Regions from separate parts of the Homo sapiens genome. Here region 1 is linked to region 2. Evidence: chromatin loops called from intact Hi-C (ENCODE). Cell type or tissue: heart left ventricle. All regions are shown on one strand. Links, peaks and the distances in the headings refer to the core of each region. The heading gives the core; the rest is flanking DNA.

Region 1 (15,580 bases), core at 4,877-12,876, 210 kb after region 2:
TTCATATTTTTCCATATTCAAGTAAATTCGTTTAGGCAGCAAGGCTTTTTATTGAGCCAGGCACTGTTCTAGGCACATTAGAGAACAAAACAATAATGCAAAAACAAATTCCTGAAGCTGGGCACAGCCACATGTCCCTAGAGTCTCAGCTACTCAGGAGGATCACTTGAGCCCAGGAGTTCAAGACCAGCCTGGGCGATATAGTGAGACCCCACTCAAAACAAACAAAAGCCCTACCTGTGGAACTTAGTTTAATAGGGAGAGGGAGAATAAATGAATAAGCAAAATAAAAAGATGTCACTTGACAACAAGCGCTGTGGAAAAATAATGCAGGGCAGAAGAACTGGGAGGATGGAGGCAGGGGTTCAATTTTAAATAGAAAGGGGCTGGGCACGGTGGCTCACGCCTGTAATCTCAGCACTTTGGGAGGCTGAGGCGGGCAGATCATCTGAGGTCAGGAGTTCAAGACCAGCCTGGCCAACATGGTGAAATCCAGTCTCTACTAAAAATACAAAAATTAGCTGGGCATGGTGGCGGGCACCTGTAGTCTCAGCTACTTGGGAGGCTGAGGCAGGAGAACCACTTGAACCCGGGAGGCTGAGGTTGCAGTGGGCCGAAGACTGTGCCACTCATTCCAGCCTGGGTGACAGAGTGAGACTCCATCTCAAAAAAAAAAAAAAAAAAAATTAAACAGAATAGTCAGGGAAGGCCTCACGGAGAAGGTGATATTTGAGCTGAGACCCGAAGAAGGTGAAGTAGTGAATCGTGTGAGAAGAGCATTCCAGGCAGACGGAATAGCAAGTCCAAAGGGCCTGAGGTGGGAATGTGCCTGGCATATTTGGAGGTGAGCAAGGAGGCTGGTGTGGCTGAAATAAGAGAGGGAATAAAGGGAAATGATGTCGGGAGATGATGGGAGCATACAGGTTGTGCAGGGCCTCATGAGCCATAGACAGACTAGTTTTTGCACTGAGGAACATGCGGAGCCTTTGCAGGGCTTTGAGCAGAGTTGTGATGTGATCTGGCCTAAGTGTCAAATGGGCCTGGTGCTGTGTGGATAATAGACGGTAGCAGACTATGGTTGTGTGCCACCATGCCCAGCTAAGTTTTTATTTTTTGTAGAGACGGGGGTTTCACTATGTTGCTGAAGCTGGTCTCCAACTTCTGGCCTCAAGCAATTCTCCCGCCTTGGCCTCTCAAAGTGCTGGGATTACAGGCAGATGGAGCCAATTTCTATTGTCACCAGCAGTGTGTCAGGTAGCTCATCTGCCCTGAAGATATGTAGCTCATTTAATCCTTGCAACAACCTAATGAGGTTGGTGCCATCATCATCCCCGTTTCAGAAATGAAGTTACTGGCCCAGGGTGTCAGGTGCAAGCCCTGGCTTTCAAACCTGCTCTCTGAACTATTCTCTAATCGGATGAATTGCTTGGGACTGCCCAGCTAGGACATAGTGGGGCCAGGAGTCCATCCAGATCTTCCTGTCTTTGCATCCCAAGTTCTGACCCCTGAAAGGTTGCCATCAATGCTGGAAACCCCTCATTAGAGCTCTGACCCCTTTTTTCAGTTAGAGCTGTTCTTGGTCCCTTGTGCTAACCCAGGCTCCTTCTTTAGACCTACCTTCAGCAGCTCCTAGAGACCAGACTTAGGTAGAAGAGCCCAGATCCTAGAACAGAGACCCTCAGAGCAGGGAGGGCCCATGAGTTCTTGGCCCAAATTTCTCTCCCCTTTATATCTGGTGGGAAGAGGAAACTGCCCCACAGTGGGGCAGTGACTTGCCAAAGGTCACAGAGCTAGCGGGGGGCAGAGTCCATGCCTGCCCAAGGAGCAGGAATAGATCCTTCCTTAGGGGCCCTTGCCAGAGAATATTTAAGATCTGTCACTGTCACAGCCCTCCAAAGGCCCTTTGTTGACAGGCCTGTTCACTTGTGAATTATTAATGAGCCCAAACCTGTAACCTGTTAGGGTGGGGCTCACTCGCTTTAAGGAAACCTGCTTTACAGTCACCAGTTCAGTGAGAGAGGAAGGGTTCTAGACTCTGAAGAGGGGGTATCTGGGCTGGCAGAGACTGCAGGTGTTGGGGAGGGGGCGCTTCATGCCAGGGAAAGGCCTGGGGGAAGGGGCTGGGAGGGGTGCTGAGAAGGGGGAAGGAGTCACCCAAATAATGCTCAGTAATCTGCACAGCATCCCTGAGAGTTTGGGATTATTATCCCAGGTTTATAGATGGGAAAACTGAGGTTCTGAGAGGTAGAGGCAGAACTGACTTCACAGCTTAAGCTCTTTCTACAACAATGGCATCATGTGTCACTGCTTGCATCCCCCATTTCTATGACCTCTCCCACTTAAAACACCCCTCCTTTCTTCTCTTCTTCCCCCTTTCCCTAGAGAATAAGGAATCAAGACCTGGGTTCGAGCTACGGCTAGATGTTGGTCCAAGCCTCTATTTTCTCATCTGTAGGATGGGAGGTAATGCTATTACAAACTTTCTAGGGCATTCTAAGGGCTCACTTAATAGGTATTTATTAAGGGCTCTTTTTTTTTTTTTTTTTTGTGAGACAAGAGTTTCTCTCTGTCGCCCAGTCTGGAGTGCAATGGTGTGATCTCGGCTCACTGCAAGCTCCACCTCCCGGGTTCAAGTGATTCTCCTGCCTCAGCCTCCTGAGTAGCTGGGATTACAGGTGTCCACCATCACCTCCAGCTATTTTTTTTTTTTTTTTTTGTATTTTTAGTAGAGGTGGGGTTTCACCACGTTGGCCAGGCTGTTCTTGAACTCTTGATCTCAAGTGATCTGCCCGCCTCAGCCTCCCAAAGTGCTGGGATTACAGGCATGAGCCACCGCGCCCGGCCATATTAAGGGCCTTCTTAAGTTGACAATGGCACAGGTGAAAGCAGTCCATGAAGTTCTCAGGGCCATTGAGAGGTGTGGTGACACTGGTGATTTGTTCTTGCACGCTGGGGAGGAAATGAGGGAGGAAAGCAGGCCTGGCATCTCCCAGATGTAACGCACCAGGAAACAGGTCTCCTGACAGGAGGAAGGCATCCAGGACTCAGGATGCTGTCCCATCGCCAGGGCCCAGCTGTCACCTCAAGGTGGGGACACACAGGTGATCCAAGTAAGGTCACTTGAGTTGGGGAGGCAGAAATGATGATGGTGACTCACAGACTCCCCTGTGCTGGGGCTGGGCCAGAGCTCCTGGGGGCCAGGAACGGCCTGGGTGGGGCCCTCCTGAGGGGTGGGCCACTCTGATGCGCTGACTCACCAGGTGACTGGCTCTAGCATCACTGTTCGCTGTGATGGTGTGGGGAGAGTTCCAGCTCTAAAGGCGGCTCTTCTGCTTCCCTTACTGAGCTCATTTTTCATCTGTGAAATGGGGAGGAAAGTAGTGTCTAGTGGTCCACCACAACCATCACTAGGTCATTTATATAGCACTCTGCTATTTTCTTTCTTTTTTTTTTTTTGAGACAGGGTCTCACTCTGTTACCCAGGCTGGAGTGCGGTGGCACCATCATGGCCCACTGCAGCCTCAACCTCCTGGGCTCCATTGATCCTCCTGCCTCAGACTCTGGAGTAGCTGGGACTACGTACCCCATGCCGGGCTTTTTTTTGTTTTAGATGGAGTTTCACTCTTGTTTCCCAGGCTGGCGTGCAATAGTGCGATCTTGGTTCACCGCAACCTCCGCCTCCCGGGTTCAAGCGATTCTTCTGCCTTAGCCTCCCATGTAGCTGGAATTATAGGCATGCACCACCACACCTGGCTAATTTTGTATTTTTAGTGGAGACAGGGTTTCTCTGTGTTGGTCAGGCTGGTCTCGAACTCCTGACCTCAGGTGATCCGCCCACCTCAGCCTCCCAAAGTGCTGGGATTACAGGCATGAGCCACCACAACTGGCCTGGCCTTTTTTTTTTTTTTTTTTTTTGTAGAGACAGGGTCTCACCATGTTGCCCAGGCTGGTCTCAAACTCCTGGGCTCATGCAATCCACCTGCTTTGGCCTCCTAAAGTGCTGGGATTACAGGTGTGAGCCACCATGCTCAGCTTATATATGAATTCTTAATACTCGGAGCAACCTTGGAAGTCGGCAATATTATTTCCATTTTACTGATGAGGAAACTGAGGCTCAGAGAGGTGGTAAAGTGAAAATTAAATAAGATAATCCATGTTATACACTGAACATCATGTGTAGCATGTAAAAAGCCTGTGATGTGTGTCAGCCATTGTTATAATAATAACCTCAGAGGGAAATTGTAAAGTGCTAGGCCCCGCATTAGTGTCTGGTGACTAGTCAGGTACCTGATGTCAGGCCCTGAGACACAGAGATGAACTGGACCAGGCCCTAGCCTCCAGAAGCAGACAGTCACATACAAACCTCACTCTCTGCTCCCCACCACCCCAAACACACATACCACACACAGACAGTGACAGCTCAGGGTGATTAAGGTAGGTCAGAGTGGGTTAGGGCAGTGGGTGCAAAGGGAGCCCCTGACCCATCTATGGAGGGAGGGCTTCCTGGAAGAGGTGACATCTGAACTGAAACCTGCAGGGTTAGGAGGAGTTTTGGCATATGGCAAAATGTCAACAAATGTTGGTCAAATACAGTAAAGGTTTACTCTGGAGCTAATACAGCTTATAGCTTCAGGATTCTTCACTTACCTGGCCCCTGCCAAGGCTCTGGGAGAACCCTGGCAATTTTATACAGGCTGACTATCCCTAACCCAAAATGCTCTGGACCAGAAGTGTTTCAATTTTTGGATTTTCATGGATTTTGGAATATTTGCATATGCATAATGAATTATCTTGGGGATGGGGTCCAAGCCTAAACATGAAATTCATTTGTGTTTCATATACAACTTATACACATAGCCTAATGGTCATTTTTTTTTTTTTTTTTTTTTTGGTGGGGGCGATGGAGTTTTGCTCTTGTTAACCCAGGCTGGAGTGCAATGATGTGATCTCAGCTCACTGCAACCTTCGCCTTCCGGGTTCAAGCGATTCTCCTGCCTCAGCCTCCCGAGTAGCTGAGATTACAGGCGTGCGCCACCATGCCTATCTAATTTTGTATTTTTAGTAGAGATGGGGTTTCTCCATGTTGGTCAGGCTGGTCTCGAACTCTTGACCTCAGGTGATCTGCCTGTCTCAGCCTCCCAAAGTGCTGGGATTACAGGCATGAGCCACCATGCCCAGCCACCTAAAGGTAATTTTATACACAATATTTTTAATAATTTTGTGCATGAAACAAAGTTTGTGTACACTGAACCATCAGAAAGAAGTGTCACTCTCTCAGCCATCCATGTGGACAATCTGTGATTATTTGGCATCATCATCATTTTTGACTCTGAATTTATGTGCTCCCAATAAGCATTTTTTTACCCTTATTCACACATAAGTACTTAACAATAAAAATATAACATACCATTAATGCAGTGAAAAAATAGTGTTCAGGGTAACTCAGCAGCACGTGAGCATCAGTAGAATGCCTGTGTCCGCTGTAACAACAGCACAGCAAACATGGCAGGCCTGCAGTCTCCAACTACAGTGCTCAAAAAGCTTCAAGTTTCAGGCCGGGCGCGGTGGCTTACGCCTGTAATCCCACTGTGGGAGGCCAAGGTAGGCGGATCACTTGAGGTCCAGAGTTTGAGACCAGCCTGGCCAACATGGCAAAACCCTGTCTCTACTAAAAATACAAAAATCAGCTGGGCATGGTGGCACATGCCTGTAATCTCAGCTACTCGGGAGGCTGTGGGATGAGAATCACTTGAACCCAGGAGACGGAGGTTGTGGTGAGCCAAGATCACGAGATTGTGCCACTGCACTCCAGCCTGGGTAACAGAGTGAGACTTTGTCTCAAAAAAAAGAGAAAATAAAAAAAGCTTCAAATTTTGGAGCATTCTGGATTTCGGATTTTCAAATTAGGAATGCTCAACCTGTATTGGTAAATTTGTATTCTTTTTTTGAACAGCGGCCTCCCCATTGTAAGCTTCTGGATCCACCCCCGGTTACATGAATGACTAACAAGTGACAAGGGAGGAAGGTGTGTTCCACACAGAGGGAACAGCATGTTTAAATGCCTAGAGATTTGAAAGTGCATGACATGTGATAGGGGCCCCAGCCTCATCATCCTCTTTACATGTATTGCTTGTGGTCTCACCAGCCTCACCCTTTCCCACTTCCATGCCTTCATCCATGCTGCTCCCCGATCTGGTACACCCTCTCCATGACTTCAGTTTGTTTAAATAATATAAACTTCAAGGCTCAGTTCTGTCACCACCTCTTCCAGGAAGCTCCCCAGTCTCTCCCCTTGTCTGGATTCTTTATAGTTGCTGGTGGATGTCATCATAGCTTACTTCTAGTAGTTAATTATCTTTTTCGTGCCTGTATATGAGACTCCTAGAGATGGGATGATTCTTGCAAGTGAGCATCTGCCCCTGCTCACAAATGGGCAGGATGGGACTTCACTGCCTTTCCAGGCAGCCTGCTTAGATTTTAAGCAGCTACCACCAAGCCCAAACTGCCTGGCTCCCCTGGGATCTGGTACAAGTCCTGTTCCCACCGTGGTTGCTTCTGCAGGCTGTCCCCTTCTGCTTCCTCTTCTGACGTCCTGGAGGTCATAGTTGCTCCAGGGGAGCTACAGTCCTTCCTTACTTCTGTCCCCTCCTTTGTGAAGGGACAGCTCTAATGGCAGCCACATGCTCTGATGAGTCATGGTTAAGAGCAGCATCTGGGGCCAGGAGATGGTGACTGGTTAACTCTTCATGGGCCAGTGGCTTTCTGTGCCAGAAGATCAGGTCAGGTGGAGACACCGCCTCAGGGCTCGGTGCACAGTGGACATTTGGGGAGCGTTGTGGGTGACCCCCACACAGGCACTGGGAATGCAGGGGAGAGGGGGCCAAGGGGGAAAGGGGCCAGAGTGTTGGCTTTGGATTCAGGAGGGATGGATTCCAGTCCTAGCTTGCCACTTATTAGGTGAGTGACCATGCGTGAATCAAATGAACCCCATGCCTCAGTTTCCCCATCTGTAAAATAGCAATTATGGGGATCATTTGAGAAGGCAGTGTGAACTGCCAGCTAGCAGTGAGTGCTAAACCGTGTTTTCCCCGCCTTCTGGTCTCCTGCAGTCACTCAGTGGGCGAGATGGTGGGATTAAAATCCAGGCCTGACTCTGGGGGCTGTCTTTGTCTGCACGAATGCCCCCATTAATGCGGGAGGATGGTGACGGCTCAGGTGGGGGCCGCTTCGGGGCGGAAGCTGTGGGGAGGAGAAGTGACAGTAAAGTGGACCTCAGGTCCCGGAGAAGAACTTCTAGCGCCAAATAGGTGGGGACGTGTGAGGAGGGAGCGAGCTCCCGGCCCGGGCGGTGTCTGCGCAGAGGGCGCCGGGCTCTCACCTGTCGGAGCGGGGGTGGGGGCCGCCCAGAACCCCCGGCGGTGCGGGAGCGCGGGTCGCCGCGGGCGGCCATGGCCCTACGGTGCGGGTGGGGAGACCGAGGCTCGGCCCGGCCCCGCCGCCTTCCCCGCCCCCGGCGCGCCCCTCCCCGGCCGCCGCGTCCGCGACCGCACAGCGCCCGGCTCGGGGTTGCGGCGGCAGCACCTGGGCCGCGATTGGCGTCCGGCTGGGGCAGCGCCGCCCGCGCCCCTCGGCGATGACCTCGGCTGGCGGCGCCCCAGGAGCCCTGCCCGCGGGGTAAGTGCGCGGCTGGGAGGCCCGGGGGCGCGGGCGGCGCGGGCTGGGGCCCGGGCAGGTGGCGGGCGCCGCGCCAGGCCTCCCCCCGCGCACCGGCCTGGGGCCGCACTGCGGCTTCCAGCCCCCACCCCGCCCGGCCCCTGGCAGCCGCCGCCGCTGCCAGGAGTGGGGGCAGGGGGCTGTGAGGAGGCGGAGGCGCGGGGACCCCGGGTCGGTCACTCACCTTCTGGGTCCCAACTTTCTCACGGAGCTGTAGTCACAGACACGTTCAGAGCAGCCTTCCCCACCTGCCTCGTGGCGTTCACTCCTGTGGGGTGGGCCCTGTTACTCTCATCCCCATTACAGATGAGGAAACTGAGACACAGCACTTAAGTGACTTGTCATCGGTCACCCAGGAGGTAAGAGTTGCGGGTGGGATTTGAACTCAGTTCTGTCTGTTGTCAGATCCCCCCACCCCATCATCTTCAGGGACATTAGGGGAACTTAAACAGCTAAGGTATGGGCCAGCCGGGCCCATTGGGTGCAGCAGGAACCTGGGTAGTAAAAAGTGGGTGTTGTCACCTTCAACGTGGCTCTCCTGCCCAACCCTACCCACATCCCACTGAGAAACCCCTATAGGACCCCTACCTAGATCACCCCCCGTAGCAGTGACAGCCGCTACTGCCGGGAGACCTTCAGCAACTCTCTGCTTTTCCTGGGCCCCAGTGGGCAGGGCAGGGGGCAGCTGCTAGGAGCCCTGACTGCTGGGAGGTTGCTGGGCAGAGAGCCGGCCCAGGTGAGCTGGGAGGAGGGCTCACCCTGCCTGGAGCCTCACCACCAGTGACAATATTTGCTAAGGGCCCGAGGCTTGACACATGAACAGGGAGGTGACGAGGCTGGTGCCAGCTGGCAGCTGGAAGTCTCCACAGGGCTTGCGTGTGTGTGGCTCTATCAGGGCTTGGAAGCTGGGTTGCTGGGGGACACCCTGGCCTGGGAGAGGGTTGCCTGGTGAGTTTCAGCTTCATCATTTTTGTTGTGTGACTTTGGCCAAGTCCTTAACCCTTCCTAGACTTCTGGTCCCTCCTTTGGAAAACACAGAAGTGGGGCTGGCTGTTCCTTTCCTGTTCTGGGCTCAAGTATTTGTAAAGCTGGAGGTTGGGTAGGTTCCTTCTGTGCAGCCCTGACTGAGCACCACCACCCTGCTGGGTCCAGAAAAGTGGTTTCCAGGAGAGAAGGCGGGCATGGAGCAAGGTATCTATCAAAGAAGTCTAGACTCCCTGGCTGAAAACCACATTCATCCCACTTCCTTATATGCTTACATCCCTGCCTAAGTGCCCTCTACAACCCCGGGCACCTCTGGCCCTGCTGCAGGCCTCAGGACAGCAAGCTTGCTCTTCTCACGCTGGTGGGTCTTCCTTATGCAGAACCGTACCTGCCTCTCTGCATGCCTGCCCACTCTTCTTTGAAGCCACCTGTCCATCTGTCCCCAACCCTGGCTAGTGTCATCCTGGTGGGGTCTGAGCAGAGGAGGGCCGCACGCAGCAGGACCATTCTCACCTTCACTACAGAGACACTCACTCAACAGACACTCAGCAAGGCCTGCTCTGGGCCCAGATGGTCATTGGTGAACAAATCAAGCCTTAAATCTCTACCTTTTTAAAAATTATGAAATATTTTAAGCCTTCAGAAAAATATAGCAAATAGTAAAATGAACTCACAAACCCTTGCCACCCAACTTTGTCAGATATTAACATTGTGCCCCATTTATTTTATATTCTTTTTAAGAAATAAACCATAGTAGAGACCCTTGAAAGTCTTGTGGAAACCTCTTCCCTCCTTCCCTCTCCAGAATTACTTGCCATCCTGAATTTAGGTTTTATCATTTCTCTGTTTTTATTCTTTTACTCAGTGTGTGTAAGTCTTAAAAATATGTAGTTTGTTCTTCAAAGTTTTCTGTGAATGGAGTCCTATAGCATGTGTCATGCTGCAGCTCGCGTTTTCACACTCAACTTCAGGTCTCAGATTTAGCCTTGATCCTGTAGCTCTTGTCCCACTTGCCCTGATGTGTGATATACCACCCTATGTAGACACCTCCATTTGTTTATCCTTCTTGATGGATGTCGAAGTGTTCCCAGTGTCTTGCTATTCAGACAGTGAATATTCTTGTATGATGGTGTTTGCACATGTGTTTCACGAGGGTGCCCCCTTAGTAGTGGAATTGCTGGGTTGTTGGATATGTGCACTCGATCTTAAATAAAATAAAATAAAATAAAATAGAGACAGGATCTCACTTTGTTGCCCAGACTGGTCTCAAACTACTGGGTTCAAGCGATCCTCCTTCCTTGGCCTCCTGAAGTGCTGGGATTACAGGAGTAAGCCACTGCGCCTGGCCCACTCAATCTTTTAAAGTTATTTAGTTTCATTATAAAGTCAGTGCTACTTGATCAAGAAATGATGGTAAAGCCGCACGCAGTTGCTCACGCCTATAATCCCAGCACTTTGGGAGGCCCAGGCAGGTGGATGACTTGAGATCAGGAGTTTGAGATCAGCCTGGCCAACATGGTGAAACCCTGTCTCTACTAAAAATACAAAAATTAGCCTGGCATGGTGGTGCACACCTGTAATCCCAGCTACTCGGGAGGCTGAGGCAGGAGAATCTCTTGAACCCGGGAGGCGGAGGTTGCAGTGAACCCAGGTAGTGCCATTGCACTCCAGCCTGGGCGACAGAGAGAGCCTCTCTCAAAAAAAAAAAAAAAAATGGCAATACATAATTTTAGAAAAAAATAATAATTACTCACATTTTCTGAGTACTCTTGTGCTTTCCATAGTCTTAGTCATTCTTCACAAAAACCGTGGGAGGTAAGTACTGTCATTCCCATCTCCTTGATGAGGAAACGGAGGCTCATAGAGGGTATGGAACATTCCCAAGGTTATCCAGCAAGTAATAGCTGCAGCTTGAGTCTAGGGTTGTCTGCTTTCAGAACTCTTGCAGGCCACACTGCATTAGGTCATGCTACATCACTCCGTGACACATTTATGTGCAGCTAAGGGGGACTCTTTGGAAGGAGAGTCACAATCATTTTTGCAATTTAGAAAGATCACTTCTAAAGCAACAGATCCCCATGGGCAGATTATTTTACTCGTTGAGCCAAAGTTCCCCTCAGTGGTGGAGCAGGGATTAAAATCCAGCTCTGACTGCAGTTGGCTTCCTGAGCGACCGCTCCGCCGCCTCACCCACCCCACACCCACCTCATCCTGACTGGGATGGAGGTAGGAGGATTTTCTGTTCTCAGTGGGAACTGAGGGTCTCCCAGCTCTACCCAGATCTGCCCATGAGGCACAGAAGCAGCAGTCCAAGCCAACTCTAGTAGAGAAGTGGGAGGGAAGGGGAGAGTGGGGGCGGCTCCAGGCTACCTGACACCCCCTCCCACCCTCTAGCTCCCTTCTCGTTTGGGCCTCAAGTGTGGGTGGGATCTGAATGAGAGAGCCGCCACCACTGTGCCAGAGCTCCTGGCATTGGTCACCAGCTCTGCTCCATCCAGCCCAGCACCTCTTCTCCGCGTCCCTCTCCTCTGTTCCCCAACACACAGTGGAGAGGCCACCATCACCGCAGGAATAGATGTCACCTGGGCCAGGCAAGGTGTCCTTGGAAAAGAAAGGTCTTGGAGACGCAGGGGCAGCCTGTGGAGAAATGGGGGCCTCAGTCTCAGCCAGGTGAGGGGAAAGGTTTGGCGCTGTTGCTTCCACAGAATGCATTTTTGTCTTCTCCCAGGCTCCTGAGAGGAGCCTGACTGCGTTCCTGTCTTCACTGCCTGTCCCTGCCATATCTATCAAAGACAGATAAGGGTGCCTGCTGGCAGGACTGAGTGAAATAATGCAGTCATCAATTTAAATAAGTTGAAGTGGTAATCTCTTTGTGGCGATGGGTGGTTGGTTGTTAATGCTATTATTAAGTCAAATGGGGCGGATGTCTCCAGCCTTCCTGAGCTCTCTAGCCACCGCAGCCTCACCCCTCCATTTAGCTGGCCTTGCAGAGCCTCTGTCTTCCAAGCCCTTCCAGAACGCTTGTACCTCCTAACTGTGGTGTCATGCCTCCAGCCCTGTGTGTGTGCTGTTTCCCCTTCTTAGACTTCTTTCTCCATCTTGTTCTCAGTTTGATGGCATTTTCCTTGATGCCATCCTCCTTCCATGATGCCATCCTCCTTCCGCCCAGCCTCCTCAGTGCCCCAGGCTGAGTTAGAGGTGTCTTCTGGGCCCCTTTGGCCCCCAGTGATTCCCATGATCACAGCCCTGAGCACTGTAGCGGTCACTGCCCTGTCTGCATCTGTCACCTGTAGGCTGTGAGCTCCTGAAGAGGCAGGCCTAGGTCTGTGTCCACTCTGTGTCCCCAGAGCCCAGTCCCACGCATAGCCTAGAGCACGAGATTCGCGGGTGCTTGTGGGAGGGAAGGAGGGAGGAAATCAGCCCAGGGCTCAGCTCGCCCCCAGTCTGGGGGAGGTTACCGCAGACAGCCTCATCCCAGTTAAGCAGAAGAGGTGCCGGGGCTGCCGAGGGAAGGACTGTGCCTGTCTGCACTGACTGTCCATCCGGCCTGGATCTTTCTCTCCAGGTAGACCAAGTAGACAGGACCTTTTCCTCGGTGGGGGATGGAGGTGGTGAGGGGTGTGTGCAGAAATGGGAGGCAGGCTCTTGGCTCAGAAATTGTTTAGAGGTTGGCATAAACCACAACAATGGGCTTGACTTTCTGGGGCTGAGCTGATGGGTACTGGCTCAGGCAGAAACTTGGGTTAGAATGCATGCTTGGATGTGTGACCTTAGCTTGGATGTGTGACCTTAGCCAAGTTACCCGTCCTCTGTGCCTCAGTTTCCCCATCTGCAATAGGTGTGGGGGGGTAATAATCCCATTTCACAGGGCATTTTGAGAGCAGTCAGAGAGAATGCCAGTTAAACACCCAGGCAGTAGATGCTCACTGCTGCCTCATTGATTCATCCAACAGAGATGAATGGCTTGAACACCAGTCACTAGGCTATGCCCTGGGCAGAGACAGACACCATCCCAGCCTCTGAAGAGAGGGGCAGGGACCACATCAGGTGGGGCCTTTTAGGCCATGGAAAGGAACTTGGCCTTTACCCTAAGAGCAATGGGAAGCCAGGGAAAGATTTTAAGTCCAGAAGTGACATTTGTGGTTTTTTTTTTTTTTTTGAGATGGAATTTTGCTCTTGTTGCCCAAGCTGGAATGTAATGGTGCGATCTCTGCTCACCACAACCTCTGCCTCCCATGTTCAAGCGATTCTCTTGCCTCATCCTCCGTAGTAGTTGGGATTACAGGCATATGCCACCACGCCCAGTTAATATTGTATTTTTAGTAGAGGCGGGGTTTCTCCATGTTGGTCAGGCTGGTCTCGAACTCCTGACCTCAGGTGATCCGCCCGCCTCAGCCTCCAAAAATGCTGGGATTACAGGCATGAGCCACCATGCCCAGACAGATGTGGGTTTTAAAGATGTATCTTTGGCAATTATGGGAGAGACAGGTTAGGGGAAATAATGCTTCCAACATTCTCTCTCAAAGAAACTACCTAGAGGTGGGGATGAGTTACAACAAACATCCTTTAAAGTACATTCCTGGCCAGGTGCAGTGGCTCACGCCTGTGATCCCAGCACTTTGGGAGGCTGAGGCGGGTGGATCACCTGAGGTCAAACACCTGAGGAGTTTGATACCAGCCTAGCCAACATGGTGAAACCTCATCTCTACTGAAAATACAAAAAAATTAGTCGGGCATGGTGGTGGGCACCTGTCATCCCAGCTGCTTGGGAGGCTGAGGCAGGAGAATAGCTTGAACCTGGGAGGAGGAGGTTGCTGTGAGCTGAGATCGCACTACTGGTCTCCAGCCCGGGCAACAGAGAGACACCCTCTCCTCAATAAATAAATAAATAAAATAATTCAGTACATTCCTGAACTCCCACAGAAGTAACAGAAACCCCCTCCAGCCAAGCGTGAAGAGAGAACTGAAGTCAGGCTGGCAAACAAGATGAAGCCACAGCAACCTTAGGCTATTTACACATTTCAGAAATCTAAAGCCAGGAGTTTCAACGGCCACTCAACAGATGGGAAAGAAGGTCTTGGGCCTACACAGTTACAGTTTAAGGAGTTGGAACTTAGCATTCCCCAACTCAACACTTAAATCTGGGACCCTCCAAGGGCTACAGCCTCAGTGAATAGGAAGATTGGCTAGAAAAAAGGTCCGCCCCCACCAGCAAAGTTAGACAGCATTTCTGGTGGGAAAAAAAGACTCCCTAAAAAATGATAAATACTGGTCTGCCATCACACAAACTTTGGGTTTGATGGCACACCACTACCTTTGTGGTCCTGGAAACCATAAACTTAAAAAAGTAACTTAAATGGTCTCAGGGTGGTAGTTCCCCTGGGAACCTGGACAGAGTAAATGAAAAATCCTTCCTGGAGCAATGTATCCTGTCCCACAGTCCCTTTGGATCTGTCAAACATGAATTTGTAATATAATTGCAAAACACACAAGGAAATAAGCCACTGTGAGCAGCAGGCACCAGAAACAAGAAAGAGCAGAATTAGTTTCCCTGAGAGTCTAAAATGCTAGAATTATGAGATATAGAATAGAAATAATTATGTTTAAAATGTATAAAGGAATTGAAGATGGACTTGAGGCAGGGAACATAATACTACCCCAAATAACTAAGATTTGAAAAAGAACCAAGTGGAATTTCACAAAATGAAAAATATAATCATTGAAATGAAAAATTCAGTAGGTAGGATAAGTAGCAGGTCAGACACACCTAATGAAAGAGCTGGTGAAATGAAAGAAATTACTCAGGATCTAACAGAGAGCCCAAGAGATAGTATAGAAGTTAGTTAAGAGACATGAAATATGGAATAAAAAGGTCTAACAGAGAAGAGAGAAGAAGGTGGAAAGAGTGGAATGGAGAGTGTTCCAACAGACCTGGGTAAAGATGGTGCTGGCCTGGACCAGAAGGTATTGGGCATAGAAGGGGTTGATTGAGAGATGTTAGGAAGTAGGCTGTGGCTTATACCTATAATCCCAGCACTTTGGGAGGATGAGGTGGGAGGATCACTTGAGCCCAGGAGTTCAAGACCAGCCTGGGCAACATATGAGACCCTATCTCTGTAAAAATTCTTTATAAAAAAGGAAGTAGAAATGATGGGATTTAGTGGAGTTTAGTGATGGAGGGGATGACAGAGGCCAGAGAAGGGATGTGGCAAAGATGATTATCAGATTTTTGGCTTGGGGAATTGGGTAGAGGAGTGTTGCTTATTGGGTAGAGGAGTGGACAAGCATGGTGTCTCACGCCTGTAATCCCAACACGTTGGGATGCTGAGGCAAGAGGATCACTTGAGCCCAGGAGTTTGTTGAGACCAGCCTGGGCAACATGGCGAGACCCCATATCCACCAAAAAAAAGAAAGGCAAAGACTGGGGGAGAACAGATTGGGAGAATGAACACGAGTTCAGTTTTGAAAAAGACATGTTTCAATTTGCCTGGGAAGATCTACTGATGCATCTCAGAGTGGGAGACTTTAGAGCTGGGCCCTAAGGTATATGTAGGAGTTTACCTGGTGGAGAGGGAATTTCTTTTAACTAACTTCTGGGAAATAGGATTTCCCTTCAGGGAGAGTATCAAGCCTCTTTCTGGAACATTCTTTCACTCAAAGGAGGCCCCTTGAGAAGAGGCATTATCAAAACATCAAATAGGCAGGGCTTCTGGGATCTCTTAGTTTCATCTCTCATTTTTATATGGGAAAGCTGAGACCCAGAAAAGTCAGGGGTTTGCTTTCCTAGCCTTAGACTCTTCATTCATTCATTCATTCATTCATTCATTCATTCATTCATTTACCTAACAGATATTTATTAAAAGCCTACTTTGTACTGGATACT
Region 2 (15,580 bases), core at 2,862-10,861:
ATGTATAGTGAAAGGAGACCTTGCGTGGGAGTCTAGAGATCTGGGATGTAATGATGACTCTTACTCAGTGTGTGTGGGACCTTAGGCATAGCACTCTATCTTCCCAGCCTCAGTTTTATTATTTGTTAAATGGAAACTACTCTTTACCTCACTGGAGGTATAAATGCAGATGGATAAAAATGCTCTTTTTGCAATTTTAGAAAGGCTGTATATGCCAGGTGCAGTGGTTTAAGCCTGTAATCCCAGCACTTTGGGAGGCCAGGGTGGATGGACTGCTTTGAGCTCAGCAGTTTGAGACCAGCCTGGGCAACGTGGTGAAACCCCATCTCTACTAAAAATTCAAAAACTAGCTGGGCATGGTGACATACACCTGTAGTCCTAGATACACAAGAGGCTGAGGTGGGAGGATGGCTTGAGCCTGGGAGGTAGAGGTTGCAGTGACCTAAGATCGTGCCACTGCACTTCAGCCTGGGTGACAGAGCCAGACCCTGTCTCAAAAAATAAAAAAAAAAAGGCTGGGTAAATGTGAGTGCTTTCAATTTGTGTTTACTATTCTCCCCAGAGGGAGAGTAAACTGGACTCGACCATAACCTGAGACCTTCCTCCCAGAGAGCAACTACTGGGAAGCCCAGCCCTTAAGTGAGGCCTTGTTAACTATTTGTTGCTTCTGCTGCAACAACTTTTGCTCAAATATCAGTCACCAAGCCTGCTACATCCTCATCCTTGCAGAAAGGCAGCACTATGCTGACCATCCCCACCCACAGCCTTCTCTAACACAGCTTCTGGACTAAGACTGGGAATATGACCCAAAGGCAAGCAACCCATGGGCTTGCCAATGACCTACAAATGTGTCTTGGCTCCTAAAATATGAGTTGGACAAATCAATATTTCTCTGTCAGGAATTTGAATCAGGCAGCATGAGGTGATTGAGGCAATTAGCAGCAATAAAAACTATGACTAACAGGATGTAAAGAGAGAGGCCATGAGTTTGAGTAGGGGTATGTGTGGGAGGAGATGGAGTGTAGATGATGACAAACCAAAGTGATAAAGAAGCAGAAATTATGAATGAACAGATCTATGAAGTAGAAAAGATAATATATGGATAGACAACAGATATTTCTAGAGTTCCTTCTATGAGCTGGAAACTGTGTTTGGCTCTGAACATAATGAAAGTGACTAAGACTCAGCCTCTGCCTTCACAACACTTAATTTTAGTGGGGAAGAGAGACAAACAAGCAAACAAACAAATAAATAATTACAATTTTTTTTTGAGACAGAGTCTCACTCTGTTGCCTAGGCTGGAGTGCAATAGCATGATCTTGGCTCACTGCAACCTCTGCCTCTCGGGTTCAAGCGATTCTCCTGCCTCAGCCTCCTGAATAGCTGGGATTGCAGGTGCGCGCCACCATGCCTGAGTAATTTTTTTTTTGTTTTTTTTTTTTGAGATGGAGTCTCATTCTGTTGCCTAGGCTGGAGTGCAGTGGCGCTATCTTGGCTGACTGCAGCCTCCACCTCCCAGGTTCAAGCAATTCTCCTGCCTCAGCCTCCCAAGTAGCTGGGATTACAGACGCCCACCACCCCACCTGGCTAATTTTTGTATTTTTAGTAGAGACGGGGTTTCACCATGTTGGCCAGGCTGGTCTGGAATTCCTGACCTCAAGTGATTTGCCCACCTTGACCTCCCAAAGTGCTGGATTACAGGCGTGAGCCACCACACCTGGCCAACAAAAAAAATTTTTTTTTTTTTTGAGACAGAGTCTTGCTCTGCGGCCAGGCTGGAGTGCAGTGGTGCTATCTTGGCCCACTGCAACCTCCACCTCCCAGGTTCAAGTGATTCTCCTGCCTCAGCCTCCTGAGTAGCTGGGACTGCAGGCGTGCGCCACCACGCCCAGCTAATTTTTTTTTTTTAGTAGAGATGGGGTTTCACAATGTTGGCCAGGATGGTCTTGCTCTCTTGACCTCGTGATCTGCCCACCTCGGCCTCCTAAAGTGCTGGGATTACAGGCATGAACCACCACGCCCGGCTAACAAATTGTTTTAAAGGCTAAGAAGAAAACAAATATGGGGCCAAGATGGAACATATCAGGGAGGGTCACTAATGATCTTGGCAGGAGTAGGGAGGGACCTACTTAAGAAATAGCATGATTCTAATTAATGGTGTCCAGCTTTAAAAAAAAAATTTAAAATAATAATTAAAAAAAGCAATGGGAGGGAGAGTCTCTCTGGACAGAAAATTAAAATGAGACCTAAAGAATGAGAAGGATCCAGCTGTGTGAAGATCAGAGAAAACAATATTTGACATTTCTCAGAATAGGGGATTTAAAAGAAAAAAAGAAGAATACTTGAGATAGAGGATGTTTAAGGCCTGCTGGCAGGAAAGAGCTTATCATGTTCAAGGAAGATGATGGGGGTTGCGGTGTGAAAGCCATGTGGATGGAGCAAAGGAAAAGAAAAGGAAGCATGAGATGAGTTTGGAGATACAGGCAGACGATAGATCACACAGGCCTCTCTAGGCCTTGGTAAGGAGTTGGGAATTTAGTTCCAGTGTAGTGAGAAGCCATCAAATATTTGATGCTAGGTAGTGACATGATCTAGCATAGTGTGGCAGATAAGCTTGAAGGCTAAGAAGTCAACCTGGGTTCAAACCTAAGTTCTACCATTTACTGGCTGTGTGCCCAAGGCTGTGTGACCTTGGGCAAATTTCTCAATCTCTCTCTGCCCTAGTTTCCTTATCTGTAAAATTGAGGTAGATTTGGGTTTTACTTCATGGAGTTGTTGTATAGATTAGATACATGTAAAACAGTTCCTGGCACATAATAGACACTAATAAATGTAAGTTCGTATTATTATTTTGTTTTTAGAAAGGTCATTGTAGCTGGTGTATGGAGAATGAATGTGGGGGCATAAAAGGAAGAGGGTAAAGAATAGGTGAGGGGAGGCCAGTTATGAGGCTTATGAGTAGCCTGGGTAAGAGATGACGAGTGAAGTGATGGTGGTAGACACAGAGAGAAATGGACTAATTTCACATAATTTTGGAGGTAAAATTTTCATATTTTGCAGATGGACTGGACATGGGGGTTGAGGAAAATGGAAGAATCAAGAATAACTTCTAAGTTTCTGGCTAGAGTAACCGGGGGATGGAAGTGACATTTACAGAGATTAGGACTCGAGGCGAAGCAGGTTTGGCAGGGAAATTAGGAGTTCTATTTTAGATATGTTAAACCTGAGATGTCTTAAGACATCCAAGTGGATGTCTATTAGACAGTTGGTTACACATTTTGGAGACCAGAAGAGAGGTCTGGGAAAAAGATGTAAATTTGGAAGTCATTAGCATGATCAGCATTTGAAGACAAAGAAATAGTTGAGATCATCTAGGAAGAGAGTCTGCAGAGAGAAGTGAAGAGAGCCAAGAAGAGTCCAGAGGATTTTAGGGTGGTGGAATAGACAAAGAGAGTGAGGACAGACCTGCGAAGAGAGAGTAAATCAGCAGAATGTGGTATCACAAAAACCAAGAGACGAGAAAGTTTCAAGAAAATTGGAGAGGTCAGCTGAGTGGAAAGGTCAAATAAGACTAAAGAAAATATTGGACACTGATGATCTTGGCAGTAGTAGGGTCAGTGAAGTGGGTGGTCTAAGTAAGAATTAAATAAGTTGAAGAATGAATTAGAGGTGTGCTTGCTTTGACAGCATATTTACAAAAAAAAAGGAACAATACAGAGAAAATTGGCTTGACTCCTACACAAGGATGACACATCTGTGAAGCATTCTATATGCCTTTTGTATAGATTTTAATTTTGTGACAATGTTTACCTTTACATATTTAAAAACGGAATTAAATAAACAAGAATGGAAGGGATCCTAAAACTGAATATAAACAGAAACAAGTGAACCAAACTATATTTAAATAAGTAATATAATCACTCTGAAGGAAAAAAAATGAATCTAAATACTTTTGAACATAGTACTTGAATATACAGCTTTTGTCTAAAAACAAAACAAAACTGCAAACAAATCTTGAACCCTGTTTAGTAGATTGTTTTTGTTAGCAGAATGGATGTAACAATTCTATTTTGTGTCTATCTTGTTTATTTATTTATTTATTTATTTTTGAGATGGAGTCGTGCTCTGTTGCCCAGGCTGGAGTGCAGTGGCGTGATCTTGGCTCACTGCAACCTCTGCCTCCAAGGTTCAAGTGATTCTCCTGCCTCAGTCTCCCTAGTAGCTGGGATTACAGGCATGCACTACCATGCCCGGCTAAATTTTGTATTTTTTAGTAGAGATGGGGTTTCGCCATGTTGGCCAGGCTGGCCTCGAACTCCTGACCTCAAGTGATTTGCCCGTCTTGGCCTCCCAAAGTGCTGAGATTACAGGCATGAGCCACCATGCCCAGCCTATATCATAATTTTAAACAAATGAATAAAGACATTGATGTTGTTGAGAGCCAGAGTTCTTACTGTGGGAAAAGGGAGATGCAAATAAGGAATAGGAGAAAGAACCCTGTGGTGTTAAATTGGAATTAAAGTATCAGTAATGAATTATTAATTTAAAATGGTTGACCAGAGCTGGGTGCAGTGGCTCATGCTTGTAATCCCAGCACTTTGGGAGGCCAAAGTAGGAGGTTCACTTGAGGCCAGGAGATTGAGACCAGCCTGGGCAACATAGTGAGACCCCATCTCTATAAAGAATTTAAAAATATTAGCTGAGTGTAGTGGCGTGTAGTCCTAGCCTATTCCAGGGGCTGAGGTGATCTCAGGAGTTCATATCTGCAGTGAGCTATGATAGCATCACTGCACTCCAGTCTGGGCAACAGAGTGAGACCCTGTCTCTGTTAAAAATAATTATAATAATAATTAAACAAAATTAGGTTACTATTTTTCCCCTTTGGCTCTGTTTACTAAAATGGCCTAGAAGCAATTACACTCCAATAGGAATGAGCACATCTGATGCCCAAATCTTGGTTTCTAAATACCATTCCCCACTAAAGAGTAGCTCTTTGGAGAAATGGCTGATTTTCAGGACTAGGCAGTGAAAGTACAAGATAAGCCTGGAACATCTTATTATGCCAGAAAGCAAGGAGGTGTTAAAAAAAAGTGATGAAGACATGTCAAAAGGACACAGGAGCTAGTTTGAAGAGGCTCTCATTGGCCAAACCTGGGACAAGTTGAACATTTAAAAAATAATAAGGGTAATGTTTATAACTCATTAAATAAATTAAGAATACATTAGTTTATACTCATGATAATAATTAGAGAGAAGGAAACCTTCTTGCTTACAGTAGAATGCCAACTAAAAAATGTAGATGGAATGATAGAAGTAGAAAATCACCAGTTTGCAACTATCACAGTAATTGATTCAGACAAGAATTATCAATGAGTGTTGAAACCATTGGGCAAAAGTTTGAAGAGGAACAGGATATTTACATAGTTTCAAAGTCCCTCTCTACAGATTACCATTACTTACACAGGAAAAAATACTCTACAGTGAAGAAATCTGGTAGATACCACCTTAATCCGCTGATCAAAGTGAACACCATCAATAATGGGACCAAGTGACACCACGTTTCTCCCCATATGATGCACTGAGAAGGACACAACATCATATAACTAGGATTTCTTCCTGGAAAAATATGTAAATCCCTTCATGAGAAAACATGAGACAAAGCCAAACAGGGGGAGACACTACAGAACACCTGGCCAGTACTCTTTAAAAATGTGAATATCGTGAATAATAGTGAAAGACTGGGGAACTATTCTAGATTAAAGGACACTAAAGAGTTATAACAGGCTAGGTGTGGTGGCTCACACCTGAAATTCCAGCACTTTGGGAAGCAGAGACAGGAAGATCACTTTGAGGCTGAGAATTATAGGCCAGTCTGGGCAACATAACGAGACCCCACCTCTACAAAAATAATTTTTTAAAAAATTAGCCAGGCATAGTGGTGCGTGCCTGCGGTACTAGCTAGCTAGTCTGGAAGCAGGGGTGGGAGGATCGCTTGAGCCCAGGAATTCAAGGTTGTAAGTGAGCTGTAATTGAACCACTGCCCTCCAGCCTGGGTGACAGAGCGCGATCCTGTTTCTAAAAAATAATAATTAAAAGAAAAAAAACCTTTTTAAAAGTCATGACAGTTAAGTATAATGCATTACCTGGATCAGGCACTGGATCAGAACCTGATGGGGGAAAATACTGCTATATAGGACATTATCAGGCCAATTAGTGAAATTTGAGTATGGACTGTATATAAGCACTATGTCAATTTAAAATTTCTGGATTTGATTGTCATACTGAGTGGGTATGTAGGTATATAAGAGAATGTCCTTTTCTCAGAAAATACACATTGAAATATTTAAGGTATTAGGGGTAACTACTGCAATTCAAATGGCTCAGGAAAAAATATACATATCCATGTATATGCATGTAGGCATATGCCCACACATGAGAACTTCTGGGGCATCTGGGAATTCTTTGTAATATTTCTGCAGCTCTTCTGCAAGTTTGAGATTATTTCAAAGTAAAAAGTTAAAAAATAAAGTGTAAAGGTGGGCACGGTGGTTCATGCCTGTAATCCCAGCACTTTGGTAGACAAGGGCGGCGGGGTGGGGGGTTAACATTTGAGGTCAAGAGTTCGAGACCAGCCTGGCCAACATGGTGAAACTCTGTCTCTACTAAAAATATAAAAATTAGCCAGGTGTGGTGGCATCCTCCTATAGTCCCAGCTACTTGGGAGGCTGAGGCAGGAGAATCACTTGAACCCATAGGCAGAGGCTGAAATGAGCCAACATCAGCCCAATGCACTCCAGCCTGGGCGACAGAGTGAGATTATTATTTTGTTTTTAAAAAAAAATAAAAAGTAATAATAATAATAAAGCATAGATGAAGAAATAGAAACAGTATGGAGATAACTCTTTAGAAAATTTCACTGTGAATGGGAGCAGAGAAATGGAGCCAAAAATAGAGTCAGGGTCATAAGATAGCTCTTTAAAGACAGAAGAAACTAGGTTTGTTCACTGATCAGAGAACCAAGGTGGACTTCAGTCTCTCCCTTTCAAGACGAGGGGCTTAGATCAGACATCCTGTAAGGGCCTTTCCACCTCAGGCCCTTTGTGACTCTATGACTCTCCTACCCTCTCCTAGATGCCTAGAGTTCTTCTGAAAACATGTTTTATTCCTTAAACTGCAACCAGGAAAAGACATTTGGGCCACCACCACTTGAGGGCAGTAGAAAATGATGCTGCACGCAATTTGGTGGTTTTATTGTTTTGGCTGCTGGAAGAAAACAAAGGCCTTCACATGATTTACCCTCAAATGTCTTAGGGCAAATAAAGGTCCCGTGAACACACCACTTTTTCCAAATGTTTTAAACAAGAAAAGCCCAAGATAAGTTATAACAGGGGGTTGAGGAGTAAGAGGGTGAGAGGGTCTCACATCTTGAAAAAAGCTGGCACATACTGTAAGTTTAATAAAGAATAACTGATAACAGAAAAATTAGAGCCTGTCAGAATTGAAAGGGATCCTAGAGGAGGATGAATAGAGCCCCTTCGTTTTATAGGCAGGACCCTGGGTCCAGAGGAGAGAAGGGGCTTGCCCAAAGACACAGTGACATGGTAGAGAAATTAATGGTTTCAATACTTATCTGGCTAGCCTGTGAAGAGAGAGATTCTGATATTTTCAAATGACATAATAAACGTCACTTGCAAAAAGCGTGGCCCCATCACTGGTATTGGTACTGAGTTCTGAAAACACTGTGACAACACAGTTGTGAGGCTGTGTCTCTTGTGGCTTCCTCTCCCTGGGAGGATCTGACTGTTCACCTTTAATTCTTATCCACTTCAACGGGTCTGAATGCCCTGGACAGCATAGTTCTGATCCTATCCAACCCACTCCTCACCCCTTTCTGAGAGGAGCTTCAGACTGCTGAGGGATCTTAGACTTTCCTACCAACATCAGGGGATGAAGTTGAAGGCCATTTGGAAAAAAAAGTGAATGAGCATGTGACAGAACATTATTTGGAAAGAAACAACATTATCATTGCCATAGAGGGGAGATGATCTTAAAAAGACAATCAGAAAATCCAAAGCATAAAACTTCCCTAATATGACTTAAGGACATGATGGAGAATAAAATTACTAGACTGTTCAAAACAAAAAAACCAGTATGACTTCATAACATGATAAACAGCTGGGAGCATTTTTTTTTTTTTGAGATGTAGTCTCACTCTATCGCCCAGGCTGGAGTGCAGTGGCACGATCTCAGCTCACTGCAAACTCCTCCTCCCGGGTTCAAGTGATTCTTGTGCCTCAGCCTCCTGAGTAGCTGGGACTACAGCATGTGCCACCACTCCCCGCTAGTTTTTATATTTTTAGTAGAGATGGGGTTTCACCATGTTGGTCAGGCTAGTCTCGAACTCCTGACCTCATGATCCACCTGCCTCGGCCTCCCAAAGTGCTGGGATTACACGTGTGAGCCACTGCGCCCAGTCAGCATCAATTATTTAGAATAATAACCTCTAACCCCTAACCTCAGTATTATCTATTCCTCTGCAAAAAAAAAAAAAAAAAGAAAGAAAAAAGAAAAAACAAAAGAAAAAAAAATGCCCAGGCATTAGCCTGGCATTCAAAAATCCCTTGCCTGTTCCAGATAATTTTCTAGTCTCATGTCCTGCCATAGCTCCCACCCTGCACTCCAACCTCTGTTTTCTGAGCACTCATTGCAATGGTGTAACTGTGAACATTTATTCAGGCCATGTGCTGCATTTGCTCCATTTTGAGGCTCGATTCAAATGCCACCTGCTTTGGAGGCTTTCCTTGATCTGACCCTTACGTTTACTCGCAGATTCCTTTTGACTCCCACAGCCATTTCATCTACTTCCCTCTTTTTTTTTCTTTTCTTTCTCTTTCTTTCTTTTTTTTTTTTTTTTTGAGACAGAGTCTTGCTCTGTTGCCCAGGCTGGAGTGCAGTGGTGCAATTTCCACTCACCGAAACCTCCGCCTCCTGGATTCAAGTGATTCTCCTGCCTCAGCCTCCAGAGTAGCTGGGACTACAGGCATGCACCACCACGACCAGCTAATTTTTTGTATTTTTTTTAGTAGAGATGGGGTTTCACCATGTTGCCCAGGCTGGTCTCGAACTCCTGAGCTCAGCCAATCCACCCACCTCAGCCTTCCAAAGTACAAGGATTACAGGCGTGAGCCACTACACCCAGCAGCATGTACTTCTCTTTAATATTTATTTCATTCTGTCTTGTCTTTCCCATCACAGAGTGAGCACTTAGAGGGCATGAACTGGGTCTTAATACTATGATTTTTTTAGAGGTTGCTTCCAGTTATTAATAAATATCTACCATTTATTAATTACCAATTAATAATTACCAATTATTACCAATTACCAATTAATTACCAATTACCATTTAATTACCAATTACCATTTAATAATTACCAATTATTAATAATAATCTAACAATAATTTTACTTATCTTTCTAAATCTCCTGTTTCTCAGCTCACTCCTTCCAACACCCTGACTCCAACACTTCTCTGATCCCTTCCTGGGCCTTATAATCCAGTGATCCTAATATCTCTTCACCATTCCTCAACTATCTTGTGTCCTCACTTCCCTTTTTACCCACCTAAATTCCAAGGTCCAATGTTAAAATCACTCCCTTGATAGGTCCTCTTCTCTCTTGCCTCCTCTTGCATTCTCATTTTGCTTCACAAGATCCCTACCCTGCACAATCTAACTCTACCTACTCTCTGCCTTTGGGAAAGTGGATGAAGAAAAACCCACAACTGTGTCAACTGGACTCTTAAAATTCATCGCCACTGACCTCAAGTGGGCTTTTAGTGCTACCTGGGAATCATACTACATTTTCAAGTCCATCCACTTTTCCTAAATGCTTATTTCGTAACTTTTTTCAAACTTTTCATATCCTCTCCTTTTTCCTCCCTCTCAGCAGATAACCCATCCACCTGCATCCATGCCCACATACTCAGCCCTCTTCGGTATTCTCAAAGCCAATTCTTTCCCCTGCACTCCAGCAATTCCCTCTCTTGCTTGTATCATCAGTGATTCCTCTTCTACCAGATCATTCCGTTCACTTTCTAAAAAATGCTGCATTATTGCTCACCTTAAGAAAAGAAACCTCTCTTGACTCTGTATCCCTTACTAGGTATTCACACCATTTCTCTGCTCTTCATTTCAGCTAGACATTTCTAGAGAATTATCTGTTTTTCTTGACTCCAAGTCCTCTCTTTTCATTCTCTCCCGAGCCTCCTCTAATTATACTTTTCTTTCACCTTCCCCTGAAACGATTACCAAGGTCACCAAAGACTTCCACATTGCTAACTCTGGATATTAATTGCAATCCTCATCTAACTAGCTCTTTGATAAGATTTGACATGCTTTCTCACTCCTTCCTTCCTTGCTCCTTCCTGAAACACATTGCTCATTTGGCTCAAGGACAGACATCATACTCTCCTGGTTTTCCTCTAAGCTCAGCTGCTCTTTCTTTGGTCTCCTTTACTAGTTCCTCTTCATTTCCCTGAGTCCTAACATTGGAGTGGCCCAGGGCTTGGTAGTTGGACTTCTTGGGTTTTATTATAGACACTTGGACAGTCTCACCCAACCTCATGGCTTTAAATGCCTCCATATGCTAATGACACCCAAATTTATATCACCAACCCAGGCCTCTCCCCTGAACTCCAGACTCTTATTCCAACCGCATCCTTGACATTTCAACTTGGATATCTAAAAGTGTATCAAATTTAGTCAAAGGCCAAATTCCCGATATTCTCTCTAAATTGGCTTCTTCCATAGTCTTACTCATCTCAGTAAAAAACAATTTCATCAATCCAGTTGCTCAGGCAAAATCCCTGGCATCATCCGTGATCCTTTTCTTCCTCTCATACCTCATCCTTAATCCTTTAGCAAATCTGGTGTGCTCTACCTTCAATATGTACAGAATCTGACCACTTCTTACCACCTCTCACCACCAAGCCATCATCATATCTGGATTATTGCAATAATCTTATATTTGTTTTACCAGTTTCTGCCCTTGTTGATCTACAGTTTATTTCCCCACAATAGTCCAAATAATATTTTTCTTTAAATGTTTTTATTTATTTATTTATTTTTAGACAGAGTCTTGCTCAGTCACCAGGCTGGAGTGCAGTGGCACGATCTTGGCTCACTGCAACCTCTGCCTCGCAGGTTCCAGTGATTCTCCTGCCTCAGCCTCCCGAGTAGCTGGGATTACAGGCACATGCACCACCACACTCAGCTAGTTCTTTTGTATTTATAGTAGAGGCAGGTTTTCATCATGTTGGCCAGGCTGGTCTCTAACTCCTGACCTCAGGTGATCTGCCTGTCTCGGCCTCCCAAAGTGCTGGGATTACAGGCATGAGCCACCGCACCTGGCCCTATTTTTTTCTTTTTTTACAACAAAGTCTCGCTCTGTCACCCAGGCTGGAGTACGGTGGCCTGATCTCGGCTCACTGCAGCCTCGGCCTCCCGGGTTCAAGCGATTCTCCTGCCTCAGCCTCCCGAGTAGCTGGGATTCCAGGCATTTTGATATTTTTAGTAGAGGCAGGGTTTCACCCTTTAATAGAGGCTGGTCTCAAACTGACCTCAAGTGATCTGCCTGCCTCGGCCTCCCAAAGTACTGGGACTACAGGTGTGAGCCACTGTGCCAGGCCATAATTTTAATTTTTTTTACAGACAGGGTCTCAGTCTGTCACCCAGGCTGGAGTGCAGTGACGCAATCATAGCTCACTGCAGCCTCAAACTCTTGGGCTCACTATGCCTGGCTAATTTTTTTTTTGTTTAAGAGACGGTCTTGATATGTTGTCCAGGCTGGTCTTGAACTCCTTGGCTTCAAGGTATTCTCCAGCCTCAGCCTCCCGAAGTGCTGGGATTACAGGTGTGAGCCACCATGCCTGGTTTATTTGTCTTTTTCTTGTTGAGTTGTAAGGGTTCTTTATATATTCTAGTTAGAATTCACTTGTCAGGTATATGATTTGCAAATATTTTCTCCCATTCCTTGGATTGTCTTTTCACTTTCTGGATGGTGTCCTTCGAAGTACAGAAGTTCTGATGACATCCAGTTTATCTAATTTTTCTTTTGTTGCTCTGCTTTGGTGTTATATCTAAGAAATCATTGCCTCCTCTAATAAAGATGGTTTGCATCTATGTTTTCTTCTTAGAGGTTTTTTTTTTTTGTTTTTTTTTTTTTTTTTTTTTTGAGACAGAGTCTCACTCTGTCACCCAGGCTGGAATGCAGTGGCACGATCTCAGCTCACTGCAAGCTCCGCCTCCCAGGTTCATGCCATTCTCCTGCCTCAGCCTCCCAAGTAGCTGGGACTACAGGCGCCCGCCACCACACCTGGCTAATTTTTCTGTATTTTTAGTAGACACGGGTTTCACCGTGTTAGCCAGGATGGTCTCGATCTCCTGACCTAGGGATTCACCCACCTCCACCTCCCAAAGTGCTGGGTTTACAGGCGTGAGCCACCGCACCCAGCCTCTTCTCAGAGTTTTATACTTAAGCAACTCTTAGATTCTTCTAAGAATTTTACAGTTTTACATTTATGTCAAGGATCCATTCTGAGCTAGTTTTGGCATCTGGTATGACGTAGGGGTTCAACTTCATCCTTTTGCATGTGAATATGTAGTTGCATGTGAATATGGTAGTTCAACAGTACCATCTGTTGAAAAGACTATTCTTTCCGCCATTGAATTATCTTCATACCCTTGCTGAAAATCAATTGACTATTAATGTATAGAGTTAGTTTGAACTCTCAATTACATTCCATTGGTTTATATGTCTCTCTTTATACTAGTACCATGCTATCTTGACTACTATACCTTTGTAGTAAGTTTAAAATCAGGAGCCTGTAATCCCAGCACTTCGGGAGGCCAAGGCAGGTGGATCATGAGGTCAGGAGATCAAGACCATCCTGGCTAACACGGTGAAACCCTGTCTCTACTAAAAATACAAAAACAAAAAATTAGCCAGGCATGGTGGCGGGCATCTGTAGTCCCAGCTACTCGGGAGGCTGAGGCAGGAGAATGGCAAACCTGGGAGGCAGAGCTTGCAGTGAACCGAGATCGTGCCACTGCACTCCAGCCTGGGCAACAGAGCAAGACTCTTGTCTCAAAAAAAAAAAAAATCAGGAAGCATGAGTCTTCCAAATTTGTTCTTCATTGTTAAGATTATTTGGCTATTCTGAGTTACTGGAAATTCCATATGAATTTTAGAATCAGCTTGTCAATTTATACAAAGAAGCTAACTGGTATTCTAATAAGGATTGCACTGAATCAGTAGATCAATTTGGGGAGTATTACCATATTAACAATCTTAAGTCTTCCAATTCATGAACATAAGAAGTCTTTCCATTTGTTTAGGTCTTCTTTACTTTCTTTCAATGATATTTTGTAGTTTTTATTTGCAAATCTTGTACTTCTATTAAATTTATTCTTAACTATTTTTTCTTTTTGATGTTATTGTAAACGGAATTGATATTTTTTATTCTTTATTTTTGAGACAGTCTCGTTCTGTCTCCCAGGCTGGAGTGCAGTGGCGGAATCTGGGGTCACTGTAACCTCTGCCCTGGAGGGCTGAAGTGATTTCCCCACGTTAGCCCCCTGAGGAGCTGGGACTATGGGTGTACTCCACCATGCCTGGCGAATTTTTGCATTTTTTTGCAGAGACAGGGTTTCACCATGTTGCCCAGGCTGGTCTCAAACTCCTGACCTCAAGCGATCAACCCAACTTGACCTCCCAAAGTGCTGGGGTTACAGAGGTGAGCCACTGTGCTGGGCTGGAATTGATTTTTTAATTTCATTTTCAGTTTGTTTTTTTTTTCCCCGAGACAGAGTCTCACTCTGTCACCCAGGCTGAAGTGCAGTGGCAGGATCTTGGCTCACTGCAACCTCCGCCTCCTGGGCTCAAGCAATTCTCCTGCCTCAGCCTCCCAGGTCGCTGGGACTTACAGGCATGAGCCACCATACCTGGCTATCATTTTCAGATTATTCATTGCTAGTGTATAGAAATACAATTGATTTTTGTATATTAATGTTGTATCTTGCAACTTTGCTGAACTCATTTATTCCAATAGATTTTTGTTTGTTTCTTTAGGATTTTCTATATATACAAGATCATCTCATCTGCAAATATAGTTTTACTTCTGTTTCAATATGGATGTTTTTTATTTTTTTCTTGCCTAATTCCTCTGGCTGGAAACTCCAGTATAATGCTGAATAGAGTTACCTTTCTTGGTTTTTTTTGGGACAGAGTCTTGCTCTGTCACCCCCAGGCTAGAGTTCAGTGGTGTGATCTTGGCTTACTGCAGCCTCTGCCTCCTAGGTTCAAGAGATTCTCGTGCCTCAGCCTCCCAAGTAGCTGGGCCTACAGGTGTGTGCCACAGCCCCTGGCTAATTTTTTTTTTTTTTTTGTATTTTTAGTAGAGATGGGGTTTTGCCATGTTGGCCAGGCTGGTCTCGAACTCCTGACCTCAAGTGCTCTGCTTGCCTCGGTCTCCCAAAGTGCTGGGACTACAGGCATGAGCCACGGTGCCCGGCTGAGTTACCTTTCTATAACATGATTTTGGATTTTTATTTTCCTTCCTGGGAACCTTTCAATGACTCCACATTGCCCTCAGAATAGACTTCATTTTTTATTAGCTTACAAGGCCAATTTAAATCTCACCCCAGGCAGGCACCCAGCCACAGTGACTCACATCTGTAATCCCAGCACTTTGGGAGGCTGAGACAGGAGGATTGCTTGAGTCCAGGAGTTCAAGACCAGCCTGGGCAACATAGTGAGACCCAGTCTCTATAAAAAATAAAAACATTATCTAGGTATGGGGACATGTGTCTGTAGTCCCAGCTACTCAGGAGGCTGAGGTGGGTAACTGCCTGAGCCCAGTAGTTTGAGTCTACAGTGAGCTATGACTGCACCACTGCACTCCATCCTGGGCAACAGGGTGAGTCCCTGTATCTAAAAAAATTTTTTAAAAAAGATAACCCAATTCTTAATCACCATCATCATCATCATCATCATCATCATCATCATCATCATCACCATCATCATTGGATAGTCCCCATTTGCTGAGCACTTACTCCCCATGTCTCAGATACTATGCAAAGTGCTTTATAATCATTGTCTATTTAATTCTTTTACTCATTCTGTATGGTAGTCTGCATGAAACTGAGGGTCAAAGAGTTTTAATAACTTGACCATGGTGTTGTAGCTTATAAGTGGAGGACCTTGATTCAATGTCAAATTTGATTCCAAAGTCCATCATCTTAACCATTGTCCTGATGTTAGGGGTCCTAGCGTATAATTCTTACTTTTAAAAGGGTAAATAGGCCAGGCGCGATGGCTCATGCCTGTAATCCCAGCACTTTAGGAGGCCTAGGTGGGCAGATCACGAGGTCAGGAGATCAAGAGTATCCTAGCCAACTTGGTGAAACCCCGTCTCTACTAAAAATACAAAAAATTAGCCAGGTGTGGTGGCGCTTGCCTCTAATCCCAGCTACTCAGGAGGCTGAGGCATGAGAATCGCTTGAACCTGGGAGGCAGAGGTTGCA

The links. Hi-C counts contacts between places; a loop is a spot of excess contacts. Peaks named below come from ENCODE experiments on the same cell type or tissue, not always from the same donor. Only the 100,000 strongest peaks of a DNase experiment are listed, where the experiment ranks them.
Region 1: it touches region 2 in a loop (2.2-fold over the local background); 2 of 110 quality-filtered maps call a loop at or near these places.

What each region holds. Positions count from the first base shown.
Region 1 is chr1:51,322,531-51,338,110 of GRCh38, reverse strand. TTC39A (tetratricopeptide repeat domain 39A) reads left to right here and starts at 7,549. Exons shown (of 18, transcript NM_001297663.2): 1 at 7,549-7,674. The coding sequence starts at 7,634. TTC39A-AS1 (TTC39A antisense RNA 1) reads right to left here and starts at 8,457. Exons shown (of 3, transcript NR_123731.1): 1 at 8,302-8,457; 2 at 7,898-7,981; 3 at 6,830-7,239. RefSeq lists an enhancer at 6,640-6,689 and a silencer at 7,507-7,576. In heart left ventricle, for the core only: no CTCF peak of the experiment used is centred there; a DNase peak (open chromatin) is centred at 8,550; H3K4me3 peaks cover 1,650 bases; H3K27ac peaks cover 4,163 bases; H3K27me3 peaks cover 1,185 bases.
Region 2 is chr1:51,526,821-51,542,400 of GRCh38, reverse strand. The region is part of intron 1 of EPS15-AS1 (EPS15 antisense RNA 1); the gene reads right to left. It also overlaps a transcript of OSBPL9 not described here and the pseudogene RNU6-1281P. Among named protein-coding and RNA genes, the nearest start is that of EPS15, 15 kb to the right of the region's middle. In heart left ventricle, for the core only: CTCF peaks have their summits at 7,005 and 7,206 (motif pointing right); no DNase peak of the experiment used is centred there.